2 separate regions of the Homo sapiens genome follow, and region 1 is linked to region 2. The links are chromatin loops, found by intact Hi-C in ENCODE. Cell type or tissue: mammary epithelial cell. All regions are shown on one strand. Links, peaks and the distances in the headings refer to the core of each region. The heading gives the core; the rest is flanking DNA.

The links. Hi-C counts contacts between places; a loop is a spot of excess contacts. Peaks named below come from ENCODE experiments on the same cell type or tissue, not always from the same donor. Only the 100,000 strongest peaks of a DNase experiment are listed, where the experiment ranks them.
Region 1: it touches region 2 in a loop (13-fold over the local background); 6 of 110 quality-filtered maps call a loop at or near these places.

Annotation. Positions count from the first base shown.
Region 1 is chr10:70,047,081-70,057,863 of GRCh38, reverse strand. MACROH2A2 (macroH2A.2 histone) reads right to left here and starts at 5,018. Exons shown (of 9, transcript NM_018649.3): 1 at 4,864-5,018. In mammary epithelial cell, for the core only: CTCF peaks have their summits at 3,808 and 5,093; a DNase peak (open chromatin) is centred at 5,043; H3K4me3 peaks cover 2,579 bases; H3K27ac peaks cover 1,073 bases.
Region 2 is chr10:69,963,577-69,974,359 of GRCh38, reverse strand. LOC107984242 (a long non-coding RNA gene) reads left to right here and starts at 10,036. Exons shown (of 4, transcript XR_007062181.1): 1 at 10,036-10,122. In mammary epithelial cell, for the core only: a CTCF peak has its summit at 5,320 (motif pointing left); no DNase peak of the experiment used is centred there.

The DNA of each region.
Region 1 (10,783 bases), core at 961-8,960, 84 kb before region 2:
ATAGGGCTGCTGTCAGAATTAAATGGGTTAATACATGTAAGGTGCTTGAACAGTACCTGGCAGGTAGCAGACATTTAATAAACATTAACTACTGTGATTTATTTCCACAAAAGAAATCATTATAGAGAACTATTTTCATGAAATGCAGTCTGACATTTTCTTGGGCATATTTCTGCCTCTTTGTCCACTCTATTTCAAAACCAACCGCTACAATTAGTACGGTACTTGAGGTTGTATGTGTGTAAAGGGGTAATAATGAAAGTTTAACTCTAGGAAAACCCTGAGAGCCACATCATCTGCTGAGAACCCTCATGACAGCAAATAGTTTTGTTTTTCCCAAGGCTGGGCACTTTCAGATCCCCTCGGTCTAATCCTGTAGTCTCCAAATTCCATCTGCCTGAATTCATAGTCATTGCAATGTTGGAAATCACAGGATTTCACAAAATCATAATCTAAGACTGAAAGGGACTTGAGTGATCAATCATTTAGCATTCTCCCACTCCCCACCCCCACCCAAATGTAGCTACAATGAAAGGAATGGCTTGGAAGGGAACGTGCTCATTGAATGACTTGTCCATGGCCTGTGAGACCAAACTAGAACCAGCCCCCTTACCTCAACTGCTGCAACTGGGCTGTTCTTCCAAAATGCTATTGCATGTTTTACCCCCAGATGCCACCTAGCATAGTGTTAGGTCACAGTTGATATTCAATAAATATTCCTTCAACTAGTGTTTGAATAAATGAAACCAGCCTTAAATATTTTGTTTCAAAAGGTCTCTTTTGTGATTTTTTGGGGGAAATGAATTATCCTCCCAAACACTTATCTTTCCCTCCAACCTAATTCCCAATATACATCCCAGTGTATATTGGGGAAAAAAATTCTATCTTCAAGATTTCACTACACTCCTTTTAAAAACATGATCTTCCAATACTATATTGGAACTCATATACTTCTCTACTGGCTCGTTTTTCTCTTTCTTCTATATATAGAATTTAAGGTAGTCACAGACTTAAATGGCAATGAAAAAAATTGTGAGGGTTCTTTTAGTTCATCCTTCAACCTGAACCTTGGCAGGGTAGGCCAGGCCAGGACTCTCAGCCTTGCAAGGGAATCTCATAATCATGTTGAAGAATGAGGACTAGCTGGAACACAGCATCTGCATCCAGCTTCCTTCCACCTGCCTCGCTCCCTTACCCTTCTTCATCCAAATCCTGCCACGTTCTCTATGAAGCCTAGCCCAACACCCTCCCTTCAAGTCCAAAACTCTCTTCTCCCTTTACAAACTACTGTAGTAAATTTTTTGTGTATATCGTTATGTATTAATTATGTATTATCATTATGTATTATCAATCACTTTAAAATTATTACTTGTATTTAGTTATCCAAGCAAGACATACATTAATTCAAATTACAGAACTTGGCCGGGCATGGTGGCACACGCCTGTAATCCCAGCACTTTGGGAGGCACAAGCTTGTAGTCCCAGCTACTAGGGAGGCTGAGGCAGGAGGATCACTTGAGCCTAGGAGATGGAGGTTGCAGTGAGCTGAGATTGTGCCAATGCACTCCAGCCTGGACAAGAGATACTCCATCTCAACAAAACAAAACAAAACAAACAAAAAAAACAAATTACAGAACTTCAAATATTGTAACAAGGTTATGGATGGGTATCAATAATGATATGGCTAAAGCCCTTCTTGACAATTCCTCTAGTTCTTGTCTCTCTTAGTGGGCATCTTCTATACTTTTTCTGTCCATTTTGTATGAATTTTTACTTATAGAGATGTATAATTTTATATCGTTTTAATATCAATAGTACCATATAGTATGTACTGTTCTGCAATTTGCTTTTTTCATTAATAGTACATCTTGGTGATCTTTTTCTGTCTCAGTATGTATAGATCTGCTTCATTCTTTTGAACTGCTGCCTAATATTCCAGAAGACAGATGCACCAGAGTTTATTTAGCCATTCCCTGTTGATGGCTGTTAGGCTGTTTTCTACTTCAGAATGACCAAAATTGCAATGAACATCCTTATACATGCTGAGCTCACGGATGCCTGCTTCTTTGGGTGACATACTGAGAAATGGAATGGTGAGTCACAGAATGTGTGCATTATTAATTTTATAGTGCCAAACTGCTCTTCCAATTGGTTATATCAATTTACACACCAGTCAGCAGTATATGAAAGTACCTGTTTTCCCACTAGCTTGCCAAAATCACTTTTTACCTTGTTTTACCTGCATGTATATTTTATCTCCTAGGCTTGGGGTTGTAAGCTTTATGAGAGAAGGGCCCAATGACTTCCTTATATTTCATTTCTTTCCCTATCTAGAGGTGTTTAAGAATTGGTGTATACTCAGGAGGCTGAGATGGGAGGACCCCTTGAACCCAGGATTTCGAGACCAGTCTGAGCAATATAGCGAGACCCCCATCTCAAAACAACAACAAAACAAACAACAAAAGACTTGGTGCTCAATAAGTGTTTGTTGAATGATCTCTAACCACAAGTTCTTTGTTAATCTCTGTGCAATATACTTTCCATTTACCAAGACTGCATCTAACTTGGAGGTTATTTCTTAAGGTTGAAAAACATTCTTAAGAAAGTTGGCTGAATTTTTGCACATCCCTCCCCGGTAACAAGTTACAGATACCTTTCATTTAAAGTTGCCTAAGACAGGACTCACCTCCTGTTCTGCTGGCAGGAGGCAGTGAAAACAGATGTGGTTGTCTCAGACAATAGCTAGCAGGGTGTCCCACCCACTGGGAAATGGCAGACCAGAGGCGCTTTAAAAATCCTGGGAACCAGACAGAAGATGGAATGGTGAGGGAGTAGGGTCAGAATCACAGGGACACTCCGGATTCAAGGAGGTAAATTCTTTTACGCAGTTTTGATATAGAGGAAACCACTAATAATGTGTAAAGTCTGACAATTAATGGATCCAGGTGAGGTGTAACTGTGGTAGGATAGGAAAAACCAGAGAAGAGGAGAACTGGGCATGTTTTAAAAGGAAATTTGGCTACAGGAAAGAGGGGTTATGAAGATGTGAATTATGCGACTCAAGATAAACTTTTCCGCCGGGCAGTGCCTCTATTTATTTATATGTAATTTTAGGCTAAAACAATTCTAAAAATCACCAGTATGTTTCCAAATCTTGGAGCTCTTAACATTTAGTTTGAAAATAAAAAGTGTGTTAAAACGGATTGAGAATTATGTGTAGCTTAGTTTGTGGTTCAAAACAACACACACGAAGACACGTTCTCGCTCTTAATAATGTTTTCTTTTTCTCTCACCTATTGAACCGTTTCAGTAGCAACTGTGCAGCCCAGTGAGGTGACAATTGGATTTCAAAACAAACACAAATGAGCAAAGTGAGGAAACCATTTGCCGCGGTGGACTAATGGCCCCTAGGGGATCCTGGGGTCTGTGGGGCTTAGAACTGGGCCCTTGTTTTGAATTCCTCTGAGGTGGACAGAAGCTGGAAGGACACCTCAGTTCCAGCGTGGCTGTGACAGGGTAACTGCCCTTAAAATCAGGGCAGCGGAGCCACGGTTCCCATCGCGTCCCCTCAAACACTCAGGGCCCCGCACTTTGGTTTCTCAGCCCATTTCTTCTCGCGCCTTTCATCCCTTCACTCATCCAGGGCCGTTGCCAAAAAACCCTGGCAAGGACCAGGCCTCAGTCAGGCCCACGGTGGTCCACTGCACGCGACGGGAAACTCCTGGAGGAAGCTCGTTTGGCCCTTGGGGAACCAATGCCCCTTTGGCCATTGTTGTAAGGAACAAAGAGGGCAAGAACTGAGGGCGCCCCCCCAAGGAAAGGCGGGGGAGGACACCCACGGGCGATCCGGGGGGCTGGCCGGGCTGGGGCTGAGGTGCGCCGGGGCTGGAGGCTGGGAGCCGGGGGAGGCAGGGCTGGTCCCCAACCGCCGCGCCCCGCGAGCGATACGCACGGCGTCCGGCGCCCGGCAGAGCCCTTTCCTGCGCCGCAGCCAGTTTACTTTTATTCCCTTTTTCGATATTTTTATTATTATTATTTTTTCCCGCGCAAAGCGGGAGCCAGACTGCCCAGGCGAGCCACGGCCGGGCCGCCATTTCCCGGTGAAAGCGCAGCGCGCGTCGGCACCGGGCGCCCCGGAAAGGGAACCGAAGGGGAGTGCCCGGCCTCGCGCCCTCTTCCGCGCCGGCCCCGGGGCGCACGCCCGCCCGCGGCGCCCGGGTGTCCGCGCAGCAACCCCCAGCCCTCGCCCCGCCACCCGGCGTCCCCGACCTGACCTTCCCCGGCGCGGCCCGCCCCCGGACTCGGGTCCCTAACCTCCGCCCGGCTGCTCCGCGCCCCCTCCATTGTCAGCCTGGAGCCGCCGGCGCCCTGCCCGGGCACCTTCAGAGGCCCCCGAGCGGCCCTCCCCGGGCTCCCTCGGGCCCTGCGCAGCCCCCCACCCATCGCCCCGTGCCCATCGGCGGCCGGGCGCCTCCGTCCTCCCGCTCCTGCGCCCGAAACTCCGCATTCCCAGGAGACCTCCGCTTCCTCCGGGTCCAGCCTCGCCTGGGGCCCGCTGCTGAACCTCGCATCCCTCCTCCTTCCCCTCTCAGTACCCTCGACGCCCCCGGCCCCTCGCTGGCCGCAGGAATTTGACCACTTCTTTAGCAGCCCCCCCTTTATCGCCCAAGGAAGCAAGTTGGGCAGCTGGATTTAAGAATTTGTTTTTGCAGAGGGTGGGTCGGCTATCGAGGGTGCGCCCGCAGGGGCTCGGGGGAGAGGCAGAGGTGGTTCTCTCCGGCCCCTGCACTGCCCCGGCGGCGCGTTTTGTTTCCAGACCCCGGAGCACCCTAAACAATAATGCCATCGCCATGGCGGGCTCACCTGGTGCTGCGCCGCCTGCTCCCGGCGCCCGGTGCCCTCTGCGCGCCCCTCCACGGGCGCAGGTTTGGCCCACGCGGCGCCGGTGCCGGGCAGGACTCTTTGCCTTTCTTTGGGTTCTATCTGTGCGTGTCAATGGCGGCAAGCGGCAGTTCTCTGGGCCGCGGATAGTAGCGGGGGGAGGAGGAGGAGGGAGAAGGGATTGCTCCTTCTCCACATAACCACCTCTAGGAGGAGTTGCTCAGCCTCATCCCCCGCCAGCCCAGGCTCCGCGACGGGTCCGGGGCTTTCGGTGGGGCTTGATGAGCTATTGTCCTTCAGGAGTATTAATGGTGAAACCGCGCGGCCTCCGCGTACTTGGCCGATCTGCGAGACGAGCCGAGGGCCACTCGCTAACATGAGGCTTTCCCCAGAACTGGGCACAAACGCGCTATGGTCGCGATCCAGTCTCCTGTTAGCTGGATCCACCTTTGGTGGGAGAAGGTGGCGTGGGCGTTCATCTGGCAGCTCTGGGGAGAGTCTTCGAAGGGGAAAGCGAAAAATGCCACCTTCTATATTTTTGTGTCCTTAAATAATAACAAGTACATTAACGTTTGTGTCCACCACTGGGAAGAGTGCATAGGGCGGCCACAGCCACGAGAGCTGAGAATTTATATCCGTGCCTGTAGGCTTTTTAGAAATTAAGACCGATTTAGAATCCAGCGTTGCATAATATTTGGAGAGGCAGATGTATGTTTTGGTGGGTGAGACTGTGTGTATGGGCATAATTTTTAATTGGGTTGCTTTACAAGGTGTTAATTTGCAATATCCCAACGGGTATTTAGATGAGCGCGAGGCTATTGTCTTCAGGACCAGTTTTTATTAGTTACTAGAAAATGCATCTTTATGGGGGTGTGGTGGACACTGTCGGGTGTGATAATGGGGATTAGCAGTTGCTGTGTTCCTAGTGGAAGCCAGTCTCGGCTTTGTATTGTGAGTTGTTGGCCAGGGCTCCATGGCTGGAGGGGAGTCAAAAGAATGTGTTTATTTCAGTGGGAAATACTAACTTGCTGTGGACCATCCAGGTTTCCTCTGATTTCTCCTACAGTCAAAGGACTGTGAGAGGCAACATTTTGATCCCTTCCAAAAAGAGAAACCGGTGCAAACAGAATTCTCCAGCCTTGGCCAAATGGCTGATTTTTAAAGCTGTTACATTTGGTAATATTGTGTATATTTGCTACTACAAACTTGTAACTATTTAGGCAGTGGGGACTTTGGAGTGACTGAAAGCCTCCCAGTGCCTGAGTGGGAAGAACTCATGCCTACCACCCTCTGCGTCTCTACTAGTTAGTTAATCATGGCTATTGCTGGCGTTTATAGATAGCGGGTTAGGTTTAGAACATGTGCATTTTAAAGTGTATTTGCTGAGAAATCAGCCATGTTTCTCTCTGACTTCCTCCAAATCACGCATATATCATCAACATATGCATAAGCCTCTATTTCAGTCTCCTATGGCTTCTCAAACTCCCCTGGACTCAACAGTCTCTGTTTCTTGGGGCTTCCTTTACTCTTTTCCTAAGCCTTTCACGCCCTCTGTGTATGACCTCACTGTTCTTTGTCTTGGAAGGTATTTTCCAGGTCAGATATCCAGTCAGGATAAAGTCTTCTTTCCCCAAGATGTATATTTAAAGGGTTTCAAATGATCCCCTGGGGCATCCCATAATGATGTCCTTTCCCATTCCTAAAGAAAGGGTCTCTCTTCTTATACCTTCAGGTGTCCATTCTTCACCAGAAATAACCATCAAGCCAACATTCAAGAGAGTTCAGGAGTTTTCTATGAGTGCTTGAAAAATACTCATACTCTGTCATCCAGTCAGCCAGGCTGACTGAAATATAGTTGAATAATTCATCAGTAGATATTAGATTCACATTCTCCTTGTAATTTCCCAATAAAAGTGGCATATGTGGTCATTTTTATGTGAATTTTATATAACAGTTCATTCTAGCATTTTGTTATGTGCTATCCTGAGAGAGGCTGGATCTAGTAAATTTACTGGTTAGGATTCTCCCATTTCATACTGGTTGGTTTCTTCAGACAGATGATGCTGTCACAACTCAGAAAATCAAGGAAGAGGTCAGCTTCAAAATACTCTGATTCTTAGGATAAAAGGGTTCTTAGAGTTCACCTAGTGGAAACCTTTGCTATAGGAAGAAATCTGGTATTTGGAAGGGTGAAATGACTCAGCCATGGCCTCGCAGGACATTAGTGGGAGATCCTCCAATGCATGTCCAGATACCCAGTCAATGCAGTTTCCGCCAATTCCAAACTTTTCAGGATGTATAGGGGACAAATATGCCACTTAATATGCAGATCTAGTTGAATTATGTGTGTTTAATACCGAACATTTAACACATAAAAATTTAACACTGAGATAGTATCATATAATATTATATAAAATTAAAATACATTTTAAAAAGTCAACATGATCATAAGTTGATAAGTAATCTAGAGTTCCGCAGTGGTCTCTAGCTCGGGGAACCTCTGACAAGTTGAATAATAAAGAATGATAAGAGCTTACACTTATTGAATGTTTACTATGTGCACTGTACTAAGCACTTTATCCTAACTTATTTAATCCTTTCAACACTTGTATGGGGCAAGCACTATTTTCTCCTTTTTACAGACTGAGGCAGGGAGTGGATGAGAAACTTTCCCACAGTTATAGAGTTAGGAAGTGGCAGATCCATGCTCTTAATCACTGCCTTAATCTGAAGGTGGAGAAGTGCATTTGTTTTAAGCAAAGGAATTTTGCACTCAGTCACATGATCTGAGTCTAAGAGGGGCCCTTGGGCCCCTCCCAATAAATGTCCCTAAGGAGTCAGCAAACAGCCTAATTACAGGAGGGTTGGTTGATTACAGTTGCACTGAAAACATTTTCTTAACCCTTGACCTGTATGTGTGCATAATATTATGAATACAGGTATTGATTGTGAGTTGACTCCATTACAGCAAACATGTCTTTAATAATTTTATTGAGATGCAGGATGAAGCACTTCTCCATTTAGAGAGAGGCATGTAGCATAATTTAGAGATGAAAAAAAAAAAAGAATCAAATGAATCAGTCATCCAACCAGATTTGTATCCTATTGGGTTGCTAGTAATTCATCCACAAAATCATCTACTTCAAAAATAGCTTCATTGATTTACCCCCCAAACCCTTTTTCTTGATCCAAATTTGTGATTTTGTGTAAACTGAGTGGACTTTTATTTTTCATGATTAGTTCTAATCAGTTTACGATACATATTATAATTTGTGATCATTTTACCCTCCTAGGATCTTAATATGCAATTACCTTAGTAATTTCCTGACTTTGCATCTTCCAGAATTTACCTATGTGCATGTAGGTATATATTTATATCTGGCATATGTAAGTATATGCGTAAGATTTGTAGATCTAAATTAATTTTATTTGGGAATTTCTGATCTCCTTTGAAGTAACCTGAGATTCCCTGGGAGTGTCATAGAAACAGATGGAAATCATTGGTTTATGCACTTCTTTGGATGTAAGTTAGGAACTCTAGACACTGTATTAATTTTATCAAGACACCAACTGGTATAACTCTAAATAACAATGTGGGAGCTTGAGGTTATGAATGCAGACAAAGCACCAGGCTAACAGTATCCCACCCTGTGAAAGAATAAACACAGCGTCCAAAAGTACGTTGTAGCTAGGAAAATACTGGACAATTTGACACATAAATTTTTGTTTAAGCTGGAAACTTACAAAGTCTTTCCTGTTTTTATATTTTGAATAGTGAACATGATTGGTGTTAAACTTTTATTTCCTTGATCACGACTGATGACTTTAGGATCTTAATCATGTGTGGAGGGGGAATAATATCCTTAAAAAAAAAAGGACACGCAGGCAATCATTAGGCCAACAAAGACTATGCTTATAATTTCTGGCTAAAATGAATGTCTTGGTCTCCTAGCAAAAGAAACATTTTACTAGTCCTGGTTCTTAAAAACAGTGACAAACTATGTCTTTTTTGATACTAAGTCTTGACCCTTTGGTTCTGGGAAAGGGGATTTGCATGAGTAGGTATGTGTGTGTATAGATGCATATTTAGATATGTACATTTATATATGAATCAAATATTTGATGCATATGTTACATGTGTATACCTTGTAAGATGAGTAATGACTGAGATTCCAGTGTGCTCAGAGTTAGGGCTGGTTTGGATTTTAAAGAAATCTACCGAATGTTTAGCGTTTAACTGATGAACTATATTGTAAAAGAAAATGAAGTGTTTCAGCTTTTTAAGACAAATACACTGTCAGTCCCAATTATGCAAAGTTGTGGTTAGGAAAATAAGGCACGTGGTATCATTACGTTTAATGGAAACAGAGCCCAGAGCTAAGGGGAGTGTGCCAGTTGGTAACTTGCTCTGATCGGTTACGGAGCTTTCTGGGAGATCATCCTGTTACCTCCAGGCAGAGTTCTTTGTGACAATTGTGATGAGAAGTGGCAGCAAGTATCCAGAGAGTTTGGACTTTAGCATCTGTGTTGGCAGATCTGTGCAATGTGACCTCACACCTAAACAAAATTGCTCTTTACAGTTTAGGCCCAGTCTGGAGAATGGGGGCATTGATTTTCCAAATCCACAAATGCAGAATACCATAGTGAAACTATAATTTATTTATACAAATGGTGTGTTTTTACAAAGGCCATCTGTCAGTTGACTCTCTGATCTAAAACAAATCTGTTTGTTCCCCCAGAAGAAATAACATGTCTGTTGAAAAAAGATTTATGGACGACAGGCTGCCCAATCCACCAACCATTGGTATAATAGTAACTATTTATGATATATTTACTTCTAAAGGAGTGCTGTGAGTGGAATCTATTACTTGTAAAGTATGGTAATTAATTTTTCATTACCTCAAAGCCAAGAAATGGAGCCCACTTGCATTTATTAAGATTGCTGTGTGAGAAACATGTTCCTTCTGGAAAAAAATATCCAAGTAAAGCATTCATAGAGCTGTGGCTCTGTGATAACTCACTGTTCTGATTGGGTAGATATAGGCCCATGGGGTTGATCTCAAGCCTTTGATTATTTTCTGGAGGACAAGGGGACGAATCACTCTTGAATGACCATGGCTACTTTATCTCTAGGCACCATGGATGGCCCTCATTAAAAATTAGAACTTTCTATTAATACTAAAAGAAAAGAAGATTCTAGGCTAGGAGAAATTGAAATGGAAAAGAAGGGAAGGCTCTCTGCCCTATCTCCACTTCTCCCCAGCCCCTGACCCCTGCCAGAAAAGAGATACTCAAACTATTTATCTGTTTATCTATTTATTCCTGGACTCCCACCCCCAGCTTTACTGAGGTATAATTGACAGATAAAATTGTACAGTTGACCCTCTATTTCTTTTTATTATTACTATTATACTTTAAGTTCTAGGGTACATGTGTACAATGTACAGGTTTGTTACATATGTATACATGTGCCATGTTGGTGTGCTGCACCTGTGAACTCGTCATTTACATTAGGTATATCTCCTAATGCTATCCCTCCCCCCTCCTCCCACCCCATGACAGGCCCCGATGTGTGATGTTCCCCACCCTGTGTCCAAGTGTCCTCATTGTTCAATTCCCACCTATGAGTGAGAACATGCGGTGTTTGGTTTTCTGTCCTTGTGATAGTTTGCTCAGAATGATGGTTTCTAGCTTCATCCATGTCCCTATGAAGGACATGAACTCATCCTTTTTTATGGCTGCATAGTATTCCATGGTGTATATGTGCCACATTTTCTTAATCTAGTCTATCATTGATGGACATTTGGGTTGGTTCCAAGTCTTTGCTATTGTGAATAGTGCCGCAATAAACATACGTGTGCATGTGTCTTTATAGCTGCATGATTTATAACCCTTTGGGTAT
Region 2 (10,783 bases), core at 1,711-9,710:
GTCTTTGAGCTATTTTGCAGCCCTTTCTAACTTGTAGGTAACCGATAGTTATATAAATTATATACTGTCCAATAGTGATAATTGACTTTGTTTCCATTTGCAGTTCATCTCAACCTTCCTTTACTGCATATAATTTGTGCTTGTTTGATTTTTCCTTTGGACCGGTGAAAACATCTGTCTGGTTCCCTCATCATATGAGTCAAATGAAATCTTTAACATGTGTTCATTTTTATATCAGTTTAAGAGTATGATTTTACCTTTTCCTGAACATTATCTTTTAGCAAAAATCCTTCCAAATCCTGATTGTTTGTGGAAAGATTCAGCCACTTGTTTTTCCTGTCTTTCCAAGATTTGGTTACCCAGATCAATTTTCTGGAGACTTTTAAACTAGAGCTTTTAAACATCAGTCATTTAAAACAAAACACAGCTGAAGTTCTTTCTAATGCCATTTTCTGAATTGTCAGGTTAATTAATTGGAAATCACAGGACTGTGTATCTAAGATAACTTCCTGTTTTACCAGTCCTGCATCAAGGATCTGATAGAAGTTCAGGGCTGGCAGTGAGACAGGAAAAGCCAGGAAAGAGAAAGTGGAGAAGGTGCTTTTAAATGCTCAGTGCTAGCATTTCACAGAAGGAAGGGCTCATGATCATGCTTAATGGAAGACTCAGACCTGGAACCCACTTCTTCAGGGACTTCTCAGTCCCATCCTGCTTCTCAGAAAAGGAGGAGAGATGGAAGCTTTTACTTTTATGACACAATTGTCCTCATCCACAGCCAAGATCCCCAAACTGTACAGTGCAATGCCTGTATTTCTGATGGTCTCAGGGGAAGATGGAGGGCCTGTAAGTGGCTGAGAGATGAAAGCACAAGTTCCCCTCCACCTGCCTTCCATGTCCCTCATCCTGAGCTGCAGGTGGAGCAGGTGGAACCACATCTGCTGAGAAGGACTATATTGTCTCTTTATCCCTAGCTGTTTTTCTCATGAGCTGGAGGGCCCATGATTTTGAATGACCCTGGATGAGTCACATAAATTCCCAGTCTTTCATCTGTAAGATGCGAGGGGTGCAGATGATCTTTAAGGCTTCTTTCTACTCTGACATGGCAAGAATCCACGGTCAAGCCTTTTGGTCTGTTGAAGTGTGAAGTAAGCTGCTAGTCATTGTGGCTTTCCTTTGAGTTGAATTGGTTCAGTTTGGTCATTTACAAAGGAAAAGAAGGCACTCCTCAGTTTGATGTATTTGTATATGTGAGTTCCTTGGATCCAAAGTAGAGTTTGCCTGGGACATTCCTTGGGATTCCTTCCCCCTTTGGATGGATTGCCAATTCCACATCATTTGATTACATTTCTGCCTCCGGAAAAGGCTTCATCATGGAATGTTTGTTAGGCACTGATGAAGAAATTTTGGTCAAACCAAGAACATTCAGACTTAAGAATTTTGTTAAAAATTATTGAAACTTATTTCTTCCCCAGTGCTCTTAAAGGTCATAAGATCATTATGATTATTAATTATGGGCCTTTAGAAGTACCAGTAGAAGTTAACTTGACATTCAATTTCCATTTGGTTTTGTCCCAAAATAGAATTCAAGCAAAATACAATAATTAAACAAATTTCCTATATATAAAATTTTCATCCCTCAACCAATGAACACAATGACAATTAAGGCTTAGTAATTCCATGCCTTTGAGTACACCTTTTTACTTTCAAAGCATGTTGCATCTATTACCTTATTGAGTTTTAAAACAATGTTGGCAGCTGTTTTCAGTTTTAGATGAAGCTCCAAGAGGTTAACTGACTTAGTCAGGGCCCCACATCTGTTAATGAAAAAGTCAGAGCAAAACCCACTCTCCTGACCCTTCATCTTTTCCTCTTATATGGCACCATCTTACTTCCATTAGTTAGGAATGAAGTTTCTCTTTAATCATGAAACTCTTTCCCTTCTGAAGGACAGTAAAGGTATATAATTTCTAAAAAAAGAAAAAAAAAGAACAAGATATAGATGATTTGTAATTTATTACTTGGATCAACTTCCATTTTAGAAAAGACAGAAACAAAAAATATAGTTAATATTTACATTTTTTACAATGAAAAGTATTTACATCATAGAGAAGAAGTATGAAATGGCATATAAAACTCTAGAACAACACAAATAGCAAGGACTACAATTTCAGCAAAAAATTATCTGTCCATTTTTTTTCCTTATAAGTTGAAGTGTGTCAGGCTAACTGTTGTCTAACCGTTTTGCTAATTTAGCCAGTTCCTGCTTCATTTTTTTCATTTGATGGCTTTTTCGAAAGAGCCTTTATTTAGTGCAATTAGTAATTGGTCTTCCCACATCACTCTTTTGGGTTCACCTTTGATCTTTAGGATACCTATTACATTACTGTGGTTCAAGTCATTGGCCCCTGTGGTTCCCAGCGGGTAGGACCTCTTACTTAAAAGAACAGTTGTGTTCATTTGCTAAAATCCTCCACATCTGGACAGTAGCAAAGCTACATTTCAAAGAATAGGCTGTTTTGTTCAGCTAAGTCTTTCCATACAGAATACTTGTGTTGCATTCAAAGTCTAGCCCTGTATTTTATAGGACCAAGGCCCAGAAAGCCTGTCATTGCACCAGTGACAGAACTGGAACCAGAACCTAGGTCTTCTGTCTCCCCATGCAGGGACCTCACCCTGGTGTCACACTGCCCAGGATGGATGTGTTCAGGTTAGGGAGAAAGGTCTCTTCTGAACTGAGACCACACTGCCTGTCTCTGTGTGTGCTGCCTCACTGGTGAGCAGGGCCTGGGTCAACACATATTTCTAGAATTCCAGGTTGAAGTCTACCTGGAGGTGGAGAAGTAGGAAGCAAGAAGTTTTAAACAGATATGGCTATGGGCTAGCTGGATAGTCTGTCCCCCACTGCCAAAACACTTGAGGAGCCGTTTGTGAAGCTGTCTGCTCAGTAGGTTCTGAGCAAACCCTGGCCACTTGGGCTGTTTTTCTTGCTATTCACTCTCAGCCTGGAAGTTAGCAAAATGGAGAGAAGATGCCACTGTCAAGGGAAATATCTATCTTTGATGTGGTATATTCAGGCATTGGCAAACCGAATCACAGGCAATTAAAAATTAAAGTCAGAAGCGGAAAGGACAGAGTAGTTCAGCAGAGAAACAAGTTTTGTTGAAATAGCACCTGTTAATTGGAAGAAAACCATATAGATAGCATTTAAGAGGACCAAATTTTAAGGTCAATATCTGTCTATCAGAGAGCTTACAGCTTAATTTAAGCACAGCACTTTCCTATGTCTACGTACACAAATAGCTAACATACTTTCAAAATATCCAAGGTGATTAAAAAAATAGAGTGCACCAGAAAAAAAATCCAACATTAAGAATGATAACAGAATCATGGTGATAATGATCACAATAAAAGTAGAGACAGAACTTGAAACACCAAAGTATGTCAAAAAGTATTTACATATATGAAGTTAGAAACAGCACAACATATATAAAGTGGGTGCGAAGATTTAAACATTTCTGAATTATCTGAAGACTATGAGAAGGAAGAGAAACTCTGTTCTATAATTAAGCTAATTATGGAGATAAAATACTGTACATTTAAATATTGTACACCAAATAACAAGAAAAAAAGTTTAAACAAAAGAGCTAAAGTATCAAATGTATAAAATCCAATTGCTTTAATAAACAGGCAAGATCATCCTGGGCTGCCGTGGAAGTTTGCAGTGTTCAGTTGGGCAGAAAGGAAGTATTAAGAACAAGGGAACCAGGCACCTCCCCTTAGTATTCTTTTCCCAGCAAAATGCTATTTTTACTAAATTGCTGAAATATGATATGAGATTCTATACTCTTTCTTATAAAGAAAGCTCTCAAAATTATAGACTAATTAAAATTCCGTGGAGCCCCCTTTTTAGATTATCAACCAAAGAGGCCACGGGATGATTTTGTGCTTGGTGGAGTCTGGTGTAACAGACTAAAGTAGTTATGGATTATTGGAGAAAAACTGTGGTTGAAGGCACAGGTATTCTGCACAGGAGGGGTCCCTTTGGTCAGCACCAAGAGGCTGCATGTGTGGCCAGGGCCATGGGAGGCCCACAGAGACCACTATGCTCTGGGATTACTACCACCCAGTGGAATGCCGCTCTGGGGTCGCCAGGTTCTGCAGAAGACTTCTCCCTCATACTATGGTCAGCAGCCTGGTGTGGACAGGCTGGGGGCTATGGGCACTGACAATCAACACCACGCATATTTGAAGAACCCTATGTGAGTGCCTCAGGACCCAGAAGGACACCCACACAAGTGGCTATTTCAGAAAACAGCTGGAGAAATCAGACTTCCTTGAGGGCTCCTCTCAAAGTGGGGAGGGACATCTTTGGTTGATATTAAGTTAATATTTTGATAGGAAGACTGGAGGCTGTGTCTCGATATAGGAGCGGCCAGTTCCTGTGAGTTTGTGTGCCAGTTAACAGCGTATTTTCTTGCCAATTAATATAGTAGGACATTGCTCTGTTCTGTCTCTACCCCTGCTGGGTGACAGCTCATGTGACACCTGTTTTAACATGGTCCCTGCACAACCATATTCCCAGAGACATCACTCCATTCTATATGAACCCTGCAGTAACACCACAGAAAACACAGGTGCTGATTTTCTCTTCAACACAATCTATAAACTCTTTTGGCAACAGAACCACTTAGAGATTGACATTTTTACATTGATCATTCCAGAGCGTGTACACTGAACTCAAATGGCTTCGGTGATGGAAACTCTGTAGACCCCTGATCATTCATGGGAAATATTGGTGGGGGATCTTCTCTCAGGGTCTTGGATGGCCATGGAACTGGCTTGCTTACTTTTGGCTAAACCATAAACTAAAGAATTGGTTAAGAAAAAGACGAGTTATTCTATATTCTGCCATAAATACCAGGCACTCCGTTTCTCTGGATGTCTCATCGCTTGTTGGGGATCTAATCCCAGATTCCACCAAGCCATGCACTGAAGGGAAGCCAAATGGATTCCCTCTCTGAAAGGAAAGAGCATTTCTGGAAGCACTTGCTCGTCTTCTCAGCATGGGGAACTGTAGCCCTTCTTTGTTCACTGTAACTTTCCGCCCGGGTTTGGTGGGGAAAGGGTGGGTATCAACTCAAGCCTGAGCCAGAACATCTCTTTAAATCAACAAAATCCAGTAGGCCTAAAGAAAAGTGTGTTTGACTTACTGAAATCAACAGAAAAGTTACTGAATTATAGAAGCACAAAGTAGGACACCTGGTCTTCCCTTTTGGTTTTAAAGACCAGGAAGCGGAATCCATCCCTTTGCATTGTAGTTGGCTGCTGCCCTCTCCTGAGCTGAGTGTGTCACAGGCCTGTGCTGAGGAGTTTGCTGTGACATGTCGGACCTGACACCAACAGGAAACCCTAGACACTTTGCTTATGACCATGAAGCCAAAAAACAAAAAAACCCAAAACATTTCTTTACCCGTAGGACCTAATAGCAGTGTTTTATGAGACTTAGAACATAAACTAAAACTAAAAATTTTAAAAATGTACATTTTTTTTCCCCTGAAAGGGAACCTACTAAGATATATCTGTCAAAGAATCTATTTAAATGAAAGGCACCAGGAGTGTTTGACAGGAAAACAAAACTGTCACAAGGTTGACAATATTGTTGATGTTTTCTCCCTGGGTGTCGTTTTGCAGAGGTGAGCTGTGGTAGTGATCAGTGGGCTGTGCTGAAAGAAGTGTCTGGAGGCCTTGGGGGCAGAGGGAATGGTCAGGGGCATCGGAATGGAGACGAAAAGAGATGGAGACAGGAACAGGGGAGGGAGCCAAGGGGTCTGGGGGTGAGGAGCCGATAAGAGAGTATTGAAAAATAAAGAAAACAGTTAACAAGGGGGCGATGCAAGAGAAAGGGGTGAGGAATCGTCAGAGGACACCAAAAGGAAATGGGACTGTGTTAGGGAGAGCTATGGCCAAAGGAACCATCAGAGCTGAAGGGCTGGGGTCAGATTCTGTGAAGGGTCAGAGTTTGCTCTGGAGCTTTGGAGGCCATATGGTAACGTGCCAAAGAGCAGCAAGAAGGTAGAAGACTCTGAAGCTCTCCTACCATCTGCTTGGTACCACGAGGAGATGTGAGCCAGGGGCTCCCTAAGGATGTGAACATGGCACACACAGAGACGGTGACTGACCTGTCAGCCCGGGAAAGGCCCTGGGTTTTGGGAAATGACTTCTTTTTGGTAAGAGGCACGAGGGTGGACAGGGGGCTCTGGCAGGGGTCATGTTGGGCATGTGTGTGGTTGGGAAACCTTAGGTGAGGAGCCGGGAAGGCCTCACGTTGGGGGCTTAGCACCAGATGGCCTCACTGGGGGCGCTTCTGTCCTGAAGGAGAGTTCAGGGGAAACAACATTTTAAAAGTCATAGGAAATGTACAACAGTTAGCAAAATGAAGGCACCTTGCCTTTACATTGAAACAGAAATGATTAAAAAAACCAGCATACTGTATGCAGATAAATGTTTTCTTCTTCCATACAAAATACCCACTGCCTGCAGTATGGACAGGTCCTTAACAAAAATAACTACTGCAAGAAAAAAAGTAATGAGTTCGTGCTTTCATCATCTAGGGATTACTCTGGAAAATCTTTTTTTCCTAGTGCCTAATATGTGGAACCAGTCGGTCAGCTGTGACCGTCGTTATGCAATTCTGAAAATTAGGTTCTGCCTTACTTTCATATATATATATATATATATATATATATATATATATATATATATATTTTTTTTTTTTTTTTTTTTTTTTAAGACAGAGTCTCGCTCTGTTGCCCAGACTACAGTGCAGTGGTGCAATCTTGGCTCACTGCAACCTCCGCCTCCTGTGTTCAAGCAATTCTTCTGCCTCAGCCTCCTGAGTAGCTGGGACTCCAGGCGCCCGCCACCACACTTGGCTAATTTTTTGTACTTTTAGTAGAGACGGGGTTTCACCATGTTGGCCAGGCTGGTTTCGAACTCCTGACCTGAAGTGATCCTCCCATCTTGGCCTCCCAAAGTGCTGGGGATTACAGGGGTGAGCCACTGCACCCAGCCTGACTTACTTTTAAAAGTATACGAAACCCTCCATTAACCGAACTGAAGTTTGCCACAAGACACAATGAAATAGAACTTTTTCTGCTGATATACTGAGGTAATGACGTTTAAACTTAAGACGTCAGATTGATCACATGGGGAGTCTGCCCAGCGTGTCTCCAAGGGCACAGGGGGGCAGGAGATAGAAGGAGGGAGGTGGGGGCAGGACCAGGATGGAGGAAACATTGCAGGCTGGAGCCCTCTGAAGAGAAAAACCTCATTTAACGAGCAATATGGGGAACTGGAATTTTAAAGCAAAAATAATTTAAGTTGCTGACTTTTCTAGGAGAAAGGGAAAAAAATCTCTTATGAACATTTATGGACTTTAGTTTGAAAAAGCAACTTCCTAGATCTATCCTCATGTCTTTCCCCAAGCTGGCCACCATTTCCACATCTTCATTACTCAGTGTCCACAGTGTTTATCAGTCAGGCCTTCTTCATGCCTCCAAGGAGGTCCTCTTTGAACCTAATTTCACCAGAAATTTTAACGAACCATTCTTAAGTGATTCCATGTAATTGAGGTTTGTCTATGAAAAGCAAGGTTATTTTTTGTTTTTTGTTTTTCTGAACAGCAAACACTAGCAATCGCATTGTCTAGCCTTTGCATGGCTCTTTACTGTGTTCCAAGTGCTTCCACAGAGATAGCCCTCATATCACCTGGGAGGTAGGCAGTGCCTGCCCCAGGTCACACATGAGGGACTGGAGGCTCAGAGCATGGGCGGCACTTGCCTACGGTCACTCTGCTAGCACGCTGTGGCCGGAGCAAGCACCCGATCTCCTTACTCCCATCCCAGCCCAAGTGCTTTCCCACTGGCTGGGGGAGCTGCAGGCACGTTTATTTTGGCAGACTTTGCAATAAATTGCTTTGTCTTTGGAATGAGTGGAGTGCAAGAAAAATGTCTCTTAGCAAGCAGTTTCACTGCATTTGTGATCTTACAGTGAGCCCTGGGACTTGGCTGTGTCTTCTTAGAAGGTGGTCGTGATGGGTTTGTCTTCCTCGACTGTTGTAGGTTTAGAGCGGGGTGGTTTGCTGGCAGGAGATGAAGACCATTTGACTATATACAAATGTACAGGATCCTGTGAGTCATCTGGAATCCTCAAACCCACTCACACGTGTGTCATTTTAAATAGGGATGCCTTTTATTTCTGCCATGCCCTGGGAAGGGCAGGAGGGTTGGGTGACTGGTTAACTTGGCTGTGAAAAATCTCTAAGTACCCACTGAGCCTCACATCACATCTGGATCACCATCGGGGTGCATTAGCTGTGACTTTTGCTGCATCCAGTCATGCACATGTGCCCTTGACCCCAACGGGGCCGCAATGGACCTGCGCAATTTGTTTGCAGCCCTGGACATACTGCTCCTCCCCATGTAATGAGGCTGCTGTTCCTACTTTACAATAAGCACCAAAAGAGAGGAGAGAGATGAGGTTATCAAATGAAGATCAGGAGTGTGCTTTAACCCACAAGCCTTGTGGGCCAGATACTGTGAATGGGAGAAAACACTAAATTTGCTCTAAAGCATTTTCTTTAACCCACCAGGGCCGAGGAAAGATGTTGTTATGAATTTAAAGTCAGAATCCCAGCATTTAAAGTCAAATCACCAGAATGGCCTGGTAACCCTGGCGACCCAGCCTCTCCATCTTAAAATAGTGTCGGGGAAAAATTCCCTCCAAATGTTTGTTTATTCAAGATCTTTCTATCCTTTGAATGTCCCCTGCCCTTCATTTCTGCCTTCCGCTGGCCTGTCTGTCCTGCCTTCGGTGAGAGTTGTCATTTGTGTTCTGATCATATCCCACTCGCCCAGGTGCATGGAGGTGAGAACAGGGGCGTGTTCACTTTGTTCTCCACACAATGTCCACCTGGCCCTGTGGACACCTGAGGCCATTGGTGAATGGCTGCAGCTACAAGGCACCAGGAGGGGTTGAGCTGTTGCCAGAGCTTGGCTTGGAAGGGCTGGAGGATGACGTGGGTATTGGGTCATTGTCACTGTGACCACCTGCTGGTTTGCCAGGTTGACATCTGCTGTCACAGCCTACTGACTACCAGGGCCCTTCTTAATTGCAAAGTGTCCTGGATAGAACAAGAAAATATGGTCATTCTATTCACTGAAGAAGCAAGCAGCAAGGTGGTTTGAGTGTCATGACAAAGGGAGATGTAAGGTGGTTAATTTCCAGCCACTGTCCCTTCAACAATTTTGCTAAGAGGGCTTACTTCAGACCCTCCTGAAACTACATAGACTGCTGCCTCCGTCTGTGTCAGTTTAGTACTGGCTGGGGCACCTCTGGGCACCGGACTAGATGTGTGAGGCTCCTGGTTCTGAGGACCAGCCCAGGCACCCGGCATGGCCACCCAGTATTACTCCTGGGCTTCTCTCCTCCATTATGTTGCGGTTCCGTCCTTTCTAAGACAAACGCTCCTTGCTTTTCCAGCTTGGTACATTCGTCTGCTTATGACACTGGAAAGAGCCCAGGAAGTAACAGGGTTGATGGTGGCAGCACCAAAGGAAATTGAAGGAACTCTGTTGAGAAGAGGTGGGAGAGGTGACAGCTGCCTGGCCTGCCTCGGGAGGAGGCTTTCCCAGTCAGATCAGGATGGTACTGACAGCCCCTTCTGCAGAGAGGTTGCTCACAGAACCACAATTCTTCATGAGCAAGAGGAGTCCGAGAGCCCTCAAAATTGCAGCAACAGCAGAGGGTCCTGGCTGGGGCTGCAGCAGACACCTCAGCAGGCCACGAGAGCTGGAGGTGTGCGGATGTGGGGGCCTTGGCTTTCCTGGCTGAGCTCTAGCCCTTGGAGAGGACAGAGGCCCATCCTTGCACTCCTGAGGTCACAATACACTTTGATCATCCCCTCAAACCAGGTACCCCCTGGAAGGATTCGGCTGGCGACCCTCTGTCCAGGGGCAGCTTCTCCACCTCTTTCCTCCTCCAAGGCAAGGCGCTTTCCCCAGGGCTCTGGGCTTGCTGGCTTCACTTCTTGGCGACTAACCAAGGACTCTGGCCCTTGAGGAGGTATAGAGAAGGGGCATTTGAGAAGGAACCTCTCTGGTGATAGGCACATCCAGGGGTGCCTCCCTGGCCAGGACATCCCCCACCCCCAGCCACTGGCTGCCAGACTCCCAGCCCCTCCGAGTTGGGAGGTGCCCTCTCTACCCTCTTCCTTCCATCGCCATCCCACTTGTCCTCCCCTACCTGAGAAGCGAGCATGGCCCAGGCTTGAGCTCACTGGAAGATTCTACCGAGGAAAGGAGCTTGAGCCCAGGGTGGGGACTGCCTACATGCAGGGCCAGCTCCTCCATCTCTGCTTTGTAACACCCCTCTCAGCTGACTCAGTCATCTGCTCATTCTGTCCACACTGGCCACCGCAGGAGCTTCTGTCCTCAGCACCCCTGCCCTGGCTGGCTGTACCTCTCACTTAGCACTTAGCACACTTGTCCCTGATGGGTGTGCTCCTGGTGGTTCTGGTGAAGCTCCTGGAGGGTGGATGGGTGTGCTCTTGGGTGTGCTCTGGTGAAGCTCCTGGAGGAGCTGGGTCTTACAGTCCTAGGGGCCTCTTCCCTTTCCTTCCCAGCCTGGCAGGAAGCACAGTGTCTGCACACAGCAGGTGCTTAACAAAGCTGGCTGATAACTCAGCAGGTGGTAGATATGTATGATCCCCCGTCGATGGCTGGAT